Linked DNA regions of Homo sapiens: region 2 is linked to region 1. A link is an interaction called in ENCODE POLR2A ChIA-PET data of the cell type or tissue named here. Cell type or tissue: MCF 10A. All regions are shown on one strand. Links, peaks and the distances in the headings refer to the core of each region. The heading gives the core; the rest is flanking DNA.

The links. Peaks named below come from ENCODE experiments on the same cell type or tissue, not always from the same donor. Only the 100,000 strongest peaks of a DNase experiment are listed, where the experiment ranks them.
Region 2: POLR2A ChIA-PET joins it to region 1 with 22 read pairs; 11 of 35 experiments call an interaction of 5 or more read pairs at or near these places.

What each region holds. Positions count from the first base shown.
Region 1 is chr15:63,480,231-63,488,571 of GRCh38, reverse strand. No RefSeq gene overlaps it. Among named protein-coding and RNA genes, the nearest start is that of USP3, 20 kb to the left of the region's middle. RefSeq lists enhancers at 1,152-1,221, 1,252-1,301, 7,004-7,153. In MCF 10A, for the core only: CTCF peaks have their summits at 898 and 1,098 (motif pointing left); DNase peaks (open chromatin) are centred at 1,071, 4,941, 5,451 and 7,291.
Region 2 is chr15:63,549,809-63,558,149 of GRCh38, reverse strand. USP3 (ubiquitin specific peptidase 3) reads right to left here. Exons shown (of 15, transcript NM_006537.4): 4 at 4,352-4,435; 5 at 1,402-1,483; 6 at 1-44. Among named protein-coding and RNA genes, the nearest start is that of FBXL22, 43 kb to the left of the region's middle. In MCF 10A, for the core only: no CTCF peak of the experiment used is centred there; a DNase peak (open chromatin) is centred at 4,509.

The sequences.
Region 1 (8,341 bases), core at 261-8,260:
TGGGGCTGGTGCTGCACAGGCTTCACAAAGGAGCTTTTTACCACAACAGGAACGGCACGAACACCCCAAACTCTGCTTTCCTTCCCTTCCCAGCCTTCTAGATATGGAGAGTTCATAAGGATACTGCCTGAAATGTCATCAATAAAAATGTGTTGGGCAGCAGAACGATTGCCTTTGAGAGGGCTAGAGGAGAGAATATTCATTCACACAACAAATGTTTATTGAGAATCTACTATATGCCAAGCATAAGGGAGGTCCTGTGCATACATGGTGTCATTTCCTTGCATCAGCCTGATGAAGATGCTATTAGACCCCACTATACAGATAATGAAACAGGCTGGGAAATGTTAAGTTAGTGACACTGAGTCACACATTTAAGTAAGTGGTGGTAGTGGGGAGGGAGGTGGAAAGGGAGGGAGGAGGGACTCAAACACAGCCCCATCAGAGGTGGAGAGCCTCTCTTCCCACATTGCGCATTGCACAACAGCAGAGGTTTCCAGACTTCATGCTTACAGCCTTTGTGACCATCAGCAGCTACTCTGGGTCTCGGTCTCCTTGTTTATAAAAATAAAGTGCTTGAATGGCTCACACCTGCAATCCCAGCACTTTGGGAGGCCAAGGCAGTCGGATCACTTGAGGTCAGGAGTTTGAGACCAGCCTGGCCAACATGGCAAACCCCACCTCTACTAAAAATAGAAAAATTAGCCAGGCGCGGTGGCGGGCACCTGTAATCCCAGCTACTTGGGAGGCCGAGGCAGGAAAATCGCTTGAACCTGGGAGGCAGAGGTGGCAGTGAGCCGAGATCGCACCACTGCACTCCAGCCTGGGCGACAGATCGAGACTCCATCTCAAAAAAAATAATAATAAAATAATAAAATAAAGTGCTTGAGAAAATACGTTTCCCAAGTGTCCCAGCGCTGGGTTCTTTGTCACAGTGTTTCCTCTTCTTGCCTTTTTCCCCACTGTGATCCCTTTTCGGTGATCCTCTTCTTGCCTTTGTAAAAGCTCTGCGGGACCAATTCTCTCGGGCCTTCCGCGCAGAGCTCTCCCAGGGACTCCGGTCTCTCCCCAGCTCGCCCCCTAGGGGACACAGGTGGTGCTGCGTGAGTCCGGGCTCCCAGTGAGAGTCCATGCAATTGTCAGACCAAGTCAACATAATCACCGGTTTGAATTCAACTTCAATTGCTGCTTTACCTTTTAAAAAAACATGGATCTAGAAAATATTCAGCTCTTCCCACATTCACCAGGGCAATGCTGCTGAAACATTTAATGACGGGGAGTATTTGTAGCCCGAAGACCTACTGTTTCTGTGAGTCATATTTAAAAATGGGATTACATGTTTACTTCCTACACCTCAGTTTCTTTTAGGTCCTGTGAGACTACTGATTGATCCAATGCTGATTTTGCAGGGATGCCAAACTGTGATTATAAAACAATATATTTGTCTCTACTTGGTTATTTTTATTAAAATAATCAATTTTTATTAGGTAATATATACATGTGGCACAATATCCAAAAATCACTAAGAGGTTTTCAGTAATTATCATATGACCCAGCAGTTGCACTCCTGGGGATATACCCAAAAGAACTGAAAAACAGGTGTTCAAACAAAAACTTGTATACAAATGTTCACAGCAGCACTTTGCATGATACCCAAAAGGCAGAAACAAACCAAATGTCATCAACTGACAAATAAACAAAATGTGGTTTCTCTATACAATGGAATATTATTCAGCCATAAAAGGGAAAGAAGTACTGATACGTTCTACAATATGGATGGACCTTGAAAGCATTATGCTAACTGAAAAAAGTCAGACATAAAAGGCCACATATTATATCATTTCATTTGTATGAAATATCTTGAATAGGCAAATCCGAAGAGACAGAAAGCACATGAGTAGTTGCTGGGCCAGAGGTAGGAAGGAATAGGAAGTACTAATGAGCATTGAGTCTCCTTTTGGGTGATGAAATGTTCTGAAACTGGATGCTGGTGGTGGTTGCATGACATTATGAATGTACTGTATCATACACCTTAAAATAGTTAAAATAATACATTTTATGTTATGTGTATTTTACCACAGTAAAACAAATAGTACTCTATCTTTCCAGAAATGATGATGATTATTATTATTTTGAGATGGAGTTTTGCTCTTGTTGCCCAGGCTGGAGTGCAATGGCGTGATCTCAGCTCACCACAACCTCTGCCTCCCGGGTTCAAGCGATTCTCCTGCCTCAGCCTCCGGAGTAGCTGGGATTACAGGCGTGCACCACCATGCCCGGCTAATTTTGTATTTTTAGTAGAGACGGGGTTTCTCCATGTTGGTCAGGCTGGTCTCAAACTCCCGACCTCAGGTGATCCACCCGCCTCGGCCTCCCAAAGTGCTGGGATTATAGGTGTCAGCCACGCACCTGGACTGTAATGAGTTTTATTAGTTTGTTTTTTGTCTTTGTTTGTTTATAGGTTTATTCTTCAGAAAATTTTAAAGTTTTGTTGTTGTTGTTGTTGTTGTTGTTTTTTGAGACAGAGCTTTGCTCTTGTCACCCAGGCTAGAGTGCAATGGCACGATCTCAGTTCACTGCAACCTCCCTATCCTGGGTTCAAGCAATTCTCCTGACTCAGCCTCCCAAGGGGCTAGGATTATAGGCACCTGCCACCACACCCGGCTAGGTTTTTGTATTTTTAGTAGAGATGGGGTTCTGCCATGTTAGCCAGGCTTGTCTCAAACTCCTGACCTCAGGTAATCCACCCGCCTCGGCCTCCCAAAGTGCTGGGATTACAGGCATGAGCCACCACGCCTGGCTAAAGTTTCATACACTCAAATTTATCAGTGTTTGCCTTTATGGTTTCTGTATTACATGGCATGCTTAGACAGAGCTTCTTCATTCCACGATTATAAACATATTCAACTATATTTTCTTCTTGTACCTTTTTTATTTTTTATTTTTTTGAGACAGGGTCTTGGTCTGTTGCACAGGCTAGAGTGCAGTGGTGTGGCCATAGCTCACTGCAGCCTCTCCTGGGGCCAAGATTCTCCCGCCTTAGCCTCCTAAGTAGCTGGGACTACAGGACACAGCACCACACCCGGTTAATTAATTTATTTTTTTAGTGGAGAAGAGGTCTCACTAAGTTGCCTGGGTTGGTCTTGAACTCCTGGGTTCAGGCTATTCTCCCCCCTTGGCCTCCCAAAGTATTGGGATTACAGGTGTGAGCCACTGTGCCATCCCCTTTACTTTTATGGTTTCATGTTTGACATTTAGGTTTCTATTCGTCTGGGATTGATTTTGGGATAAGGAGTGAGGTAGCAATATAATTTAAATGGTTTTCCCAAATGGAAAATGATGTGTAGCCTGTTGTCTCAATACTATTTAATGAACAGCCCTTTTTTTCTCCTTTGATTTGAAATGCCAGCTTTAAAGTATTAATTCATATATTTTGGGTCTATTTCTGAATTTTTTTCCTGTTGGTTTATCTGTCTATTTCTCAGTCTACAATGCTTTGTTAACCAGAAGTCGGCATTCAATTTTATGGGGTCATCAATATAAATACTACTAAATTTGACATAGGTAACTCTTGGAAGTTAGAACACAGGAAAGGAAGGGTGGAGTCCCTTCATGTCTGAGACACTAGATGTTGATTCAGGAGGAAATATCAAAAAATTGATTTTTTAAACCAAGGCTTCCTGAATAATATTTTTTGTTGATAAGGCAAATACACATTAAATGTCTGATTTTAACCATTAGTTCTGTTGATTTTTGGCTGAATGAAAACATCAAAGTTTGAAACTATGACTTTATGTTCAACTTATTTATTTTCTTATATTTCTCACAGGTCATATATTTACAAAACTATCAAAAGCAGGAACTTGCAACCCTGAGGGACTCTCTCTAGGTATGCAGTGTCTTCCTCACACAAGGTTAGCAGCTGCTAGGATACTAATGCTCAGGGCTTTCAGTCTTATCAGTGATGACCTCGATAGAAACTTGAGTATATTTCCCTCTTTTTTTTTTGAGATGGAGTTTCGCTCTCGTTGCCCAGGCTGCAGTGCAATGGTGCGGTCTTGGCTCAGGGCAACCTCCGCCTCCTAGGTTCATGCAATTCTCCTACCTCAGCCTCCTGAGTAGCTGGGATTACAGGCATGCACCACCACACCCGGCTAATTTTGTATTTTTAGTAGAGATGGGATTTCTCCATGTTGGTCAGGCTGGTCTTGAACTCCTGACCTCAGGTGATCCGCCTTGGCCTCCCAAAGTGCTGGAATTACAGGCATGGGCCACCATGCCCGGCCAAAGCTCTCCATTGTTCTTTCTAACCCGGGGTCAGAAGTGTGGAATGCTTTTGCCTTGAGATGTTTTTATTCCAGCAAGAAGGCTCAATTTTAAACACAAAATGTACTTGTTTTAGCTCTGTGCTCCCAAACTTCCAAAGGGAAGATCTTTTATAAATTTGCTGGATTCTCTGTGGGTTTGTGTTTATTAACTCCCACCATTTGCAAAGTATTTTGTGGTGGCATAAACATCATTTTAAAACAGGAAGTTAGCTTTTAGTCATTAGTCTGAAATCAAGTGTTTCAGAAGAAATGAAAAGGCTTCAGCCAGAGGAGACTTTAACATGACAAAAGTCACAACAGGAAATTAGGTGACTCTGGCTTGGCCTCTCCATTCACAGCTTTTGGGCATGTTCATTCATTTTGTCCATCTCTTAAATACCTACTTTATGCTCAGCCTCATTTAACACTCTAGTGTACACCAGTCAAAGAGCTACTCAGTCAAACTGCAAGGACTCTGTTAATACACAGGCTTCTCATGTACAAAGGTGGGGAAAAGAGGCATTATTTTCACTGCTATACAAATATTCTGATGTGTGAATGAACCATGATTCATGTATTCATTCTCCTGATGATAGACAACATTTTGGGTTGTTTCCAGTTCTTTTCTATTGCAGACAATGCTGCAACGAACAATCTTGCACAACCCCGTCGTGCACATGTACAAGAGTTTCACTAAGGCAGCAGTCCTCAAAGTGTGATCCAGGGACCCACAGGGGTCCCCAAGGCCCTTTCAGAGGGTCCACACGAGCAAAACTATTTTCTTTTTATTTTTTCTTTTCTTTTTTTTTTTTTTTTTGAGACATAGTCTTACTGTCACCCAGGCTGGAGTGCAGTGTCACAATCTGGACCCACTGCAACCTCTGCCTCCTGGGTTCAAGCGATTCTTCTGCCTCAGCCTCCTGAGTAGCTGGGATTATAGGCGTGCGCCACTATGCCCGGTTAAGTTTTGTACTTTTAGTAGAGACAGGGTTTCACCCCAGGCTGGTCTCCAGCTACTGACCTCAGGTGATCCACCCACTGTGGCCTCCCAAAGTGCTAGGATCACAGGCGTGAGCTACCGCTCCCAGCCGCAAAACTATTTTCATAATAGTTTTCACTCTCATCCTGTCAGGGGTATGCTGTGGAGTTTTCTGGAGGCTGCATGACACATCCACAATTATCTGAAAAGGCTATTAAAATACTCCTACCTCTTCTAATTACATATCTGGGTGAGGCTGGAATTTTCTCATATACTTCAACCAAAACAACATATTGCAACACTTGAATACAAATAGAAATTCTAGCTGTCTTCTAGTAAGCCAGACAATAAAGAGATCGTAAAATATGAAACAATGCCTCTCATCTCCCTAAATTTTAACATAAATAGAATTTTTTTCATAAAATGTGTTAATATCCATTGAGTTTATTTTTTATTTTAAAGCTGATTTTAACTTTTTTAAACTTTTTAACTTTTTTCAGTTTTAATTTCTAATACTGTAAATATAAATAAATACAGCCCACGTGAACAAAAGCTTTTTGGGGTCCTTGATAATTATTATCAGTGCAGTGGCATGATCACAGCTCACTGCAGTCTCAACCTCCTGGAGTCAAGCAATCCTCCCAAAGTGCTGGGATTGCAGGCATGAGCCACTGTGCACATCCTGATAATTTCTAAGGACATAAGAGTCCTAAAACCAAAAAAATATGAGAAGTAGTGCCCTAGGGTATATATACCCAGGAGTTGTGACGTAGGTGCATATTCATCTTTAAATGGTAACTCTAATAACCACTGATGATTAAGTTCAATTTGATATCATTTGTATAGAGCCCCCCAAAGCAGTACAACTAAACTTTATACAGCTCAGAAATGCATGCAGATTGCTAAAATTGAAAAAAAAAAATAGGCAAGGTTAAGCTCAAAATGTAGGATAGTTGGCCAGGTGCGGTGGCTCACGCCTGTAATCCCAGCACTTTGGGAGGCTGAGGCGGGTGGATCACAAGGTCAGGAGATCGAGACCATCCTAGCTAACACAGTGAAACCCCGTCTCTACTAAAAATACAAAAAATTAGCCGGGCGTGGTGGTGGTCCCCTGTAGTCCCAGCTACTCGGGAGGCTGAGGCAGAATGGTGTGAACCCGGGAGGTGGAGCTTGCAGTGGGCTGGGATCATACCACTGCACTCCAGCCTGGGCGACAGAGCAAGACTCCGTCTCAAAAAAAAAAAAAAAATTGTAGGATAGTGGTTACCTTTCACGGAGAGGCAGGGGGATGGAGGGAAAAGGGACAGATTGGACTGGTCTGAGGTACAGTGTTTAGTACTATGCCTTATAACTCACAGATATGCTGCCTTTTTCTTTCATATGTGTTAAATATGACATACTTTCTTATTTACTAAAAATAAGAAAGAAACAGTTTCTGCCCACAAGAGGCTCCCTGTCTGGTGATTGTGAGTGGAAATCACATTCCTCTTCCCTCTGAGTTTCAGCTCATTGAGAAACTGATCAGGAATCAGATCAGCTGAAAGTCCAGGCTCTATTATCTGCAAAGCTGGATTAAAGAATGTGGAGGCCAGTGGTTTTCTCCTCCTTCCTACCTGATCCAGATGGTCCTGTGCAAACCAGGGAGTCCCCTGCTGACCTCTCCACAGGTGGCAGGATCTGTCTGGTGGAGGAGGAGACCCAAAGTTATGCAGGCATTAGGGGATGGCGCCTGTGATATCAAAACCCAGATCTATCCTCCTCCAAGGGTGATGGCTTTTGCTGACCCTTCTGGGCCTCAGTTTCCCTTCCGTAAAAAGGGAGTAACATCTTACAGATGTGTCATGAGCACTAATCGTGTATCCTAGCACAGGGGTTGGCTTTCCTCCTTCCCTTCAAGTGCAAGGTCAGGCTACACCCCTAGGATGACTGTACCCACCTCTCTGGGTTTGGCTGTTCTCAGCCACTTTCAGGGCAGAGATCTATCCTGAGAGGGCAATACTATGACTCATGTCACAAGTGACACAGCTCATTCCACATCATTAATTCTCCCATGTTTCTAGGGCTTACATTTTATCTCCTCATTGGGAAACTGTAGGGGAACCCCCCTCCCTCCCTCCCTCTCCTTCCTTCCTCCATTTACTCCCAGGCTCCCCTCAGACACTTGCACTCTGGGACTTGATTCAAAGCCAGTCATTTACCCCAGGCAGCAGCTATGAGAAACCAGGTAGACCCTCCAAGCAACGAGCTAAGAGAAACATCCCCAAACAACCAGAATGGGCCCTCGCACTGTGCCCTCCTCCTCTCAGACACCAGACAACGGTGGGCTCATCTGGGCTGCATTTAAGAGGCTGATGGCCCTGATCTGCAAGCCTGGTTTAGAACCTGCCCGTTCAATTTGGATTTGATTCTATTCAATTAGATTTAATTCCTTCCAACAATGAAGTATCAGGTGCTGGGCAAGACCAGTGTGTTTAAACCTCTGAGGCTCACCTCCCCAGAAAACAACTTTGTCAGTGACAATTCCAAAAGTGGAGTCTAGTTGAAAGGTATTTTAACTGGGACAAGGAATGGAAGGAGAGGGAACTGCAGGCTATATGGGTTTTGTCATGATTGAGGAATCGATCATGACTGCTCCTCCCACTGAGGCCTCCAAGCCTCACCAGGGAGATAGGGTATTCACATCAAACAGGCCAAGGCCACAGAGGGCTAGTCACCCCTCAGTGTAGTTTAGAAACCTGTGTGTGCTGCGGAGCAGGAGCAGGAAAACCAAGGGGAAAAAGAGCACATCATGAGAGGAGAAACAGTTAAAGCTGTCCCCTTTGATATCCTCCCTATTGGAAAATTCCAATTCTGACGTTCCAGTTCTTTTTTTTGAGACAGAGTTTCGCTCTTGTTGCCCAGGCTAGAGTGTACAATGGCGCGATCTCGGCTCACTGTAACCTCTGCCTCTCCAGTTCAAGTGACTTTCCTGCCTCAGCCTCCCAAGTAGCTGGGTTACAGGCATGCGCCACCACGCCCGGCTAATTTTTGTATTTTTAGTAGAGATGAGGGCTCA
Region 2 (8,341 bases), core at 280-8,279, 70 kb before region 1:
CCCAAATTCCGAAGGCCTGTGGCACAAATGGCAGTGGTGCTTCCCTGTAAGTGGTGCAAGAAGAGGCCATCAGTAATGCCAAGGGAAGGCCAACTGTTTCAAACATCAAAGCTAAGGAAAGGCCTCTGAAATCTAGCACCAAGCCAATTTGGAATTGGTCCTTTTCTGTCCAATGAATATTTCAAACAAACTCTCTAGTCTCTGTATAAATGTCTGGATATTTTTAGAAGGCTGTTTCTGATCCTGGGATTGTTCTAAATAGAAGTATCTTATTGAAAGCTTATGAGGAAATCACCATTAATGAGTACCATGGAGTACACAATGCAAAAAACAGGAAATCCTTAAAATAACATTTAAGACTTAATGCCTTTTTAAGATTCTATAAAAACTAAGAGAAATGGAAAAAATATAAATATATACACCCCAAGTATTTTTGTCCCCAAACTTTTAACTCTAAGCCATACATAAACGACCAATACACGTTTTCCTAACAATGGGATATGAATCTTGAAAAGCTGCCTGAGGCCAGGCGCCTCAAGACAGGCCGCCAACATGGCGAAACTCCGTCTCTACTAAAAATACAAAAAGGCTGGGTGTGGTGGCTCATGCCTGTACTCCTAGCACTTTGGGAAGCTGAGGTGGGTGGATTGCCTGAGCTCAGGAGTTCGAGACCAGCCTGAGCAACACGGTGAAACTCCGTCTCTACTAAAACAGAAAAAGTTAGCCGGGCGTGGTGGCGTGTGCCTGTAATCCCAGCTACTTGGGAGGTTGAGGCAGGAGAATTGCTTGAACCCAGGAGGCTGAGGTTGCAATGGGCCAAGATTGTGCCACTGCACTCCAGCCTGGGTGACAGAGTGAGACTCCATCTCAAAAAAAAAAAACAAAAACAAAAACAAAATAAAAGTACAAAAATTAGCCAGGCGTGGTGGTGTACACCTGTTGTCCCACCCCCTTGGGAGGCTGTGGCAGGAGAATCACTTCAGCCTGGGAGGCAGAGGTTCCAGTGAGCCGAGACTGCGCCACTGTACTCCAGCCTGGGCTACGGAGTGGGACTCCATCTCAAAAAAAGGAAAAGCCGCCTGAAGCTAAAGACTTAGTCTTAAAAACAAAGGCTGGGTTTTCTGATGACGAAGGAGTGTGAGCAAGTATTAAGAGTGAACTGTTTTCTAGGGAAGAGGAGCACAGCAGTAACGCTGATGGGAAGAAGGTGCTGACAGATGGACTCACTGGGGTCACGGCAACAATCGACAGTACAGGTGGCAAACATTGTGTAAAATACTCCAAATCCAAGACACACATTTATAAAAGTCTGTAACAGGTAACATTACATGTTAGAGTTGTAACAAAACAGTGATTAAATCTCAACTAACTCTTATATTTGAATAAATTTTAATTACTTACATTTACTTTTAATAACTTGCTGTTTAGTGTTGAGTTTTCCAAAAGTTTTCTTTTCTTATGCCTGTCAGCTGTGAAAGCTGAGCTATTAAAACACAAACAGATAGTGAAAAAGTTATTAATATATGCATGCTACACCACAGGTGAAAGAATAAACTCCAGCTGCCCTCAACACCTAGGGCATGGAGACCTCCCTGACTGCTTCGTCAGGCCTACTGGGGCCCACACGTATTTGAAGTTAACCGAGGAGCTCTACTTCCTTGGAAATCCCCATTGCTCCTCCAGCAGAGGTGGGCTGGACACTGCTCCTGGCAAAGCTGGCCGGGAAGATGCAGCCCGTGGGACACTCCCCACCACCACTCTCACAGTCTGACTGACTGCGAAGCTTCACAGACCAGAAGGTTCATTCCTCACAAGAAAAGGAAAACCCTGGTCTGATACTACTGTTCTGAAATTTAACAGTAAGTCTCCATATGCTATTTCTTTCTTAATTTCAATAAAGATGCCATGTTTTGCTCATTTGTCTTAATAGATGATGATATGATCTGAGTTTGAGGAATGATAAATAAGTTACAGGAATACAGGCACATGTACATTCATTAGATGCAGCTACGCTCCAAAGGACATTCTAAAACACATCCTTATTAGTGAGGAAATTCTGAATTAAAATCACTCAAAATTTTTCTTGATGTAAGAAATATTTTGCTTAAAATTTATCAGAAAGTTATTTCTATTTTCAAAAGGTCACTTTAAAATTTTATGTCTCAGGCAAATTAATCTAAAGGAAGTAAAAATTATGGTTAAACAACACAGACTTTTAAGGCCGCCAATTCTCTCCCACCTTCTAAAAGTACCCAGTTCATCCAAAGTAAATAATTATTTTTTTCTTACAGAATTTCCACATGAATTATGTCTTTGAAACATCAGAACTAGTGACAGTTGCTTCAAACCTCAAAATGTTCTTCAGAACTGTGTGTCTCTCTCTTACAGTACTGGTAGCCACAAGATGAAGAGACCAATTCCATACTCTATAGTGTTCAACTATTCCTTCACAAATTCTGTGAAGTGGGGAAGGTAAACCACAAGCATAGTATATATGCTCTTTATGACAATGCCTAAGAGTTCATTTTCAGTTGTAACCTATATAAATAAGGCATTTCACCTTTTAAAAATGTAAGTTACTAAATTTTATCCTCAGTGACTCTCAAAATGCAGAATCTTCTAGATCCATGCTATCTAATATAGTAGCCACTCACTCCATGTGGCTATTTAAATTAATTAAACTTGAAGTTTAAAATTCAGTGTCTCAGTTGCACTAGCCACTTTTCAAGTATGGCTAGTGTTACCATATTAGAGTGGATGGAGAACATTTCTGTCACTGCAGAAAGTTCTGCTGGACAGTGCTGCTCCACGGGGCATGCGGAATAGTCGAAAGTTAAGTAAAACACAAATATGATCGTAGTTTCTAAATTCCACTACAGATTAAACCAATGTTTGCAAAACACAAAAATGAATCTAGGTAATGTTTTTCAACATAGGAAATGGGCTGTAAGGTAGATTTTTCATGGAGCCAAGCAGACATGTAGACAGGTGGTCTGTGACACCTTTCATCTGATGAAGTGATCAATGGAAAGAAAAGATTTTTTAACTGTATAAATGCATGCAGGTTCTCAAATGCCCTCTTTTCCCTTTGACTTAGTTCTGATTATTTCAGACTGAGAGGGTGAAGGACATCACCACACCAAAGAGTGATACTACATACATTCCTTCAGGAATCTCAGACTTCATGTTTATTGTGAACAGTTTCAGAGAAAATTAAATATTTTGGATCTGTGTGTATCTGTCTCTAATCCTAGATAGGACTCATCAAATTAGAAGAGAAGTACTCTGAAAAAGAGCCAAAAGATGACAAACCAAGAAGTACTTAAACCTGAAGTACTTTAATTGGTTTAGATTTAAAGAAATCATTATTCTTCCAGTATTGGCTTTATCATCTAGTTAGTCAATGAGACATACATAATGTCTGTGGTTTTAACAAACACTACACAGTACTGCCCTCAAAGAAGTTAGGTTATTTCTTTTCAGTATGCAATTTTCAAACATTCTATGGGCTTTACACTTAAGTTTGCTAAGGGACTCCTGCTTTGTGGATGTTTTCACAATACCTTCTACACATCAACTGCCAAAATAAATTAGATGGCGCTTAATGATTTGGTGTGATGTACAGAGATTTCACTTGAGTCAGCAGTCATTCCAGAGCCATGCTTCTATCCACTGTAGCTTCAAAGGCATGGCTAGCTGGGTTTCTGTTTATTGCTTCAATTTCGGGTCCAGTGAGTTTTATCTAACTATTTGACTATACCAATAAAAGTCTGTTCACATATAAATAGTTTCATTTCTTTATGATGACAAAGTATTCATAGCTCCTTGTAATGTCAACTGATATTTAACTGCCCCTAACAAGCAAGGAAGAAACTAGGATCCTGTGCCACTGTATAGATGCAAAGTGGACAATATGTTCATTAAACCTAATTTCCCTTAAAAATGATGCATAAATCATAGTGCTTCCTAGTAGACCTCATAATACATTTGACAGGGGTTTTCTATTATCAAAAGTAACTCTATGATGATTTCACACCTTTTTCTGCCCTTTTCTTGTACCCTCAAAATAAATTGAGTAGCTTATAAATTGTTGGGTAATATTTTTTAAAGAGGCTCTTGGGACCTTGGATATGGTTTATGACAAATATTAAATAAAATAAATGCACAGCTATGACCATTAACTATGGGCCAAGTTTTAGCTATCCAAAGCCAAGGTTTATTTTATTAACATTTCAATCATATTATAAACATGAAGTTATTAAACTCATCAACAAAAACCCCACTCAAAAATTCTAAAAGACTCCTCAACCCCATTCTTAGGCCCTTCTTTTTCCAAAGGCCTATTACTTACTTTTCCAAGTTCTGTAAGTGTTCTCTGACTTTCTGTACCAGTCCCAGCTTGGTGTCATTAACCACAAAATCATCACAGCGATAACTGCAAGGAAAATATTAATCAATGTGTGTAAAGAGCTTGAGGAAACCACAGTAATGAAATCACTAAAAGGTCTGGCTGTTGCCAAGATGATCACATGGCTCTGCAGGCAGTTACTGCTGGTGGTAAGTTTAAAGAGGACCTGGAATTCACAATGGAATGTTTTTCAAGAGTCTTTTTTAAAAGCCACGTAGGCAATGAACATGAGCTTCTTTTCACGTTTTTTACTCAAAAGCTCTTCAATTCCTCCTTTGAAAATGAAATAAGCTGCTACATGTGTTACATTCTTTTTAGTGGTGCCTAATACATGGAAAATGAAATAAAAAGCACCGAGTCTTTTCATGTAGCATTAAGCCTAAAGCTTTAAGTTGACACTTCCCAACCCAAATTAATGGGGAATTGGGGGAAGGAGAGATTTAAGTGAAAAGCAGGGAAGAGGTAATTAACCTGTAGGGATATCTGAATAGAAAAACTAAAGTTAAAGCTGCACATTTTAAACATAATTTAATTAAAATAGCTTGAATTCAGATGAGCTGAGAAGAATGCTCTTTCACTCTGAGGCACTACAAAACAAAAGTATAAAATAGTGGCTATATCATTCAGGCAACTGATAAGTGCTTTGAAGAAAAATATTTAAGCTATATTTAAAAACCGATACTCTGTGTGTTTTATAAGTCAAAAAGCAAATAATGTAAGAAATCACACATAATATAAACTTTAACTTGTTCACATTAGCATTTAATTTTTTCCTGGGATAAGGCCAATTTTAACAAAAACAATTTACAAGCTGGCACTAAGATATTATTTTGAATATGCTTTGCATGAAACCATTTGTTATTACTATCAAAGAATAATAAAAATAACACTGCCATTCTGAGCAAACAAAACTTTGAAAGCACAGCAGTTAGTAAAAATTAGGTCATCTCTAGCAGATTCCAAAAACATATCTGAAAACCATTTTATTAAAAAGAGGGAGAAAGAAAGAGAGAGAAAGGGGTGGGGAAAAGTAATTTTAGAAGATTACACAAAAAAGCATGCTTGTGTCTTTTATTCAGAGAAATGAAAATTTTAAGTGAATGCTTCTCAAAACTGTCACTACAATGTTATATATGTAATTATTTAACACACACTCTCATTAACTGATCACCCAGGCAGTCAATCAAGATTTCTCTAACATATTCTCCGAGCGTCTAAAGTCAATTCCCAACATTTCCACAAAGAGCAAAAGCAGTCTTTTATATCCTGGACCATTTTCTATTATCAAAGTACTACCAGCAGGAGAAAAAATTCTTCATTGGTCCTATAACAACTACATAAAGAAATTAAATTAGTGAAAAGTTTTAATTTTTTGCTCCTTCTCGGCATAAATATTAAGAGGATAAGATCTACTTTGTCTGTAAATTTGGGCTTAGGGCATTTGGTACCTCTATAAACCTTAAGCATTCACTGAAGAATGAAATTGTATTGCTACTCTACTCGAATTTCTGCTTACATTTTTATTTTATGTTTGCATAAATTTATGCATGTAGTTTGAATAAAACAATCCTCAGTGTCCAAAACTCGAAATGCTAGCATTTATCTGGAAAGTGAAGTCTTAAGAGCAAACTCAGATCACTTTTTCTATATTTACACGATGCCATTAATATCTAATTGAAAACTGAACCTCTAACTGCCACAAATAAGTGGTTGTTTAAACAAATAAATTATTTCAAAGTAAATTAAATAACTGATTTATTTCTTATTAAGGTAATCCTTTCTGGTATAACATGAAGTCAGCCTTGGTCATAAAATTACGTTTGTTAAAGTACAGACTCATTTACGGACTTGCTCTGTTCTTCCAGGCCAGTTGGGTCCAGCAGCTTTGCCTCTCTACCCTTTTATCACCAAAGTAAGTTGATCTAGACTCCAGAGCTGTGCAAATGTGGCTACTGCAACTGAGGAATACAATTTTTATTTTTAAAACTTTTAATTAATATAAATTCTTAATAACTGAAGCAGTGTAAAATCTTTTACCATTAAGCACAATGTTATAGTTTGGTAGGATTGTCTTTTGCTTTTATTATTAAATTGTGCAAGATATGTGGGAGTGCACAGCTGGGTAAACATGTCATTTCTAGCATTACCCAAAAGCGTATCACCAATCTAGTTTGTATCAACAGAATGAGTCAGTTCAAGTGATTTTTCTATGATTTTTCTATGCAACAATGTAGCATTGTAATTGTTTATTTGAACATTTTATGCAGATACCATGAGTTATGGTGACCTATGTAAATCATAATTGGCAATTAAATTAAAATACTTATTTTAATTATTTTATAATTAAATTTTTTTAGCTTAAAAATTAAAAATAGAAAAATTTTTACTTTCAAATGCAGGTATACTGCTGAGAAAGAATCAAATGAAAAGAAAAAAGACTCAACAAGGTATGTCACAAATTTCACAAAGAATGGCAATTGCGATTTGCTGCAGCAGAGCAAAGTTAAAAAGCTGCTGGGTAAAAAAAGAGTTTTAAGATAATAAACAACAGTTAAGAGACATTTTCAGCAAATGCATTTCAATTTAATATGAACTGGCTTCAGTCAAAAAATAATTGATAAAATTAGTCACAATCAGTGAAATCAGAATTAAATGTAAAACAAAAACATTCCTGAAGATTTTACAGAACTTGAGCTTGTAAGTGGCCAGCTATAAAACAGCTTGGATTATTTTTTTCTTTATTTTTTAAAAATACAGCCAGGGTATTCTGTTTCCCAGCCTGGTCTCAAATTCCTGGCCTCAAGCGATCCTCCCACCTCAGCCTCCCAAAGTGCTGAGATTACAGGTGTGAGCCACCGCGCCTGACTAGTTCAGATTCTTGTTCAATGTAGAAAACAATTTTAAGGTGATGAGATGAAAAATTAAATTATTTCAGTTAAGGAAATTATATTTTTAAATTATGAGGAAAAAAGTTAAAAAGATATTTTACGGAAAGTGAAAAATCTTTGAGACACCAAGCAACTGTCAGTGAATAAAAGTCCCTTCTAACAATATTAAAGACCAATTAAGTCAGCATTTGAAAAGTTACAAGTATTTTTAGCTTTAGATGAATTTTAGAAGAGATAATGCCTAATTAATACTATGGGTATATTTGTCTCAAATGACCTTCAAATTTACAGAGAAATGTCTTCATCTATTTGCAGCCTTAAATTTAAAAACTGATCTTATGTTGTAGATATTTTTGAATTCTCTACATCTGTAACTCTCAGCTAGATATAAAAAAGTCAGTTTCCAGCAAGACAGTGTTCCAACATCAGTATTTGTTGGATTTATTTCTCTTATTTTTTCTGCTGTGGGAAACACAATGCAAATATTTGTGCCCTAAGGCAGACTGTATCATGGAAGCAGCTATTAAAATTGTTCAGGCCGGGCATGGTGGCTTATCCCTGTAATCCCAGCACTTTGGGAGGCCGAGCTGGGTGGATCACAAGGTAAAGAGATCAAGACCATTCTGGCCAACATGGTGAAACCCTCTCTCTTCTAAAAATACAAAAATTAGCTTGGCGTGGTGGCACACGCCTGTAGTTCCAGCTACTCAGGAGGCTGAGGCAGGAGAATCGCTTGAACCAAGGAGGCGGAGGTTGCAGTGAGCTGAGATCATGCCACTGCACTCCAGTGCACTCCAGCCTGGCAAAAGAGCTAGACTACGTCTCAAAAAGACCCAAAAATTGTTCAGTACATATGCACAAATGCTCTAAATCATCACCAGTTTATGGAACTGTTAAAAGAAATAGAAGACAGTGAATTTAATGACCACATTATTAGCTAATGTTGGTTGCTTGAGTCAAGGAAGAGTTTTGCAAAGATTTACAATTCTGTTAACTCTAATTCAGATTTTCTCAAAACAAAAGAAATGCTTGCCAATATTCGACA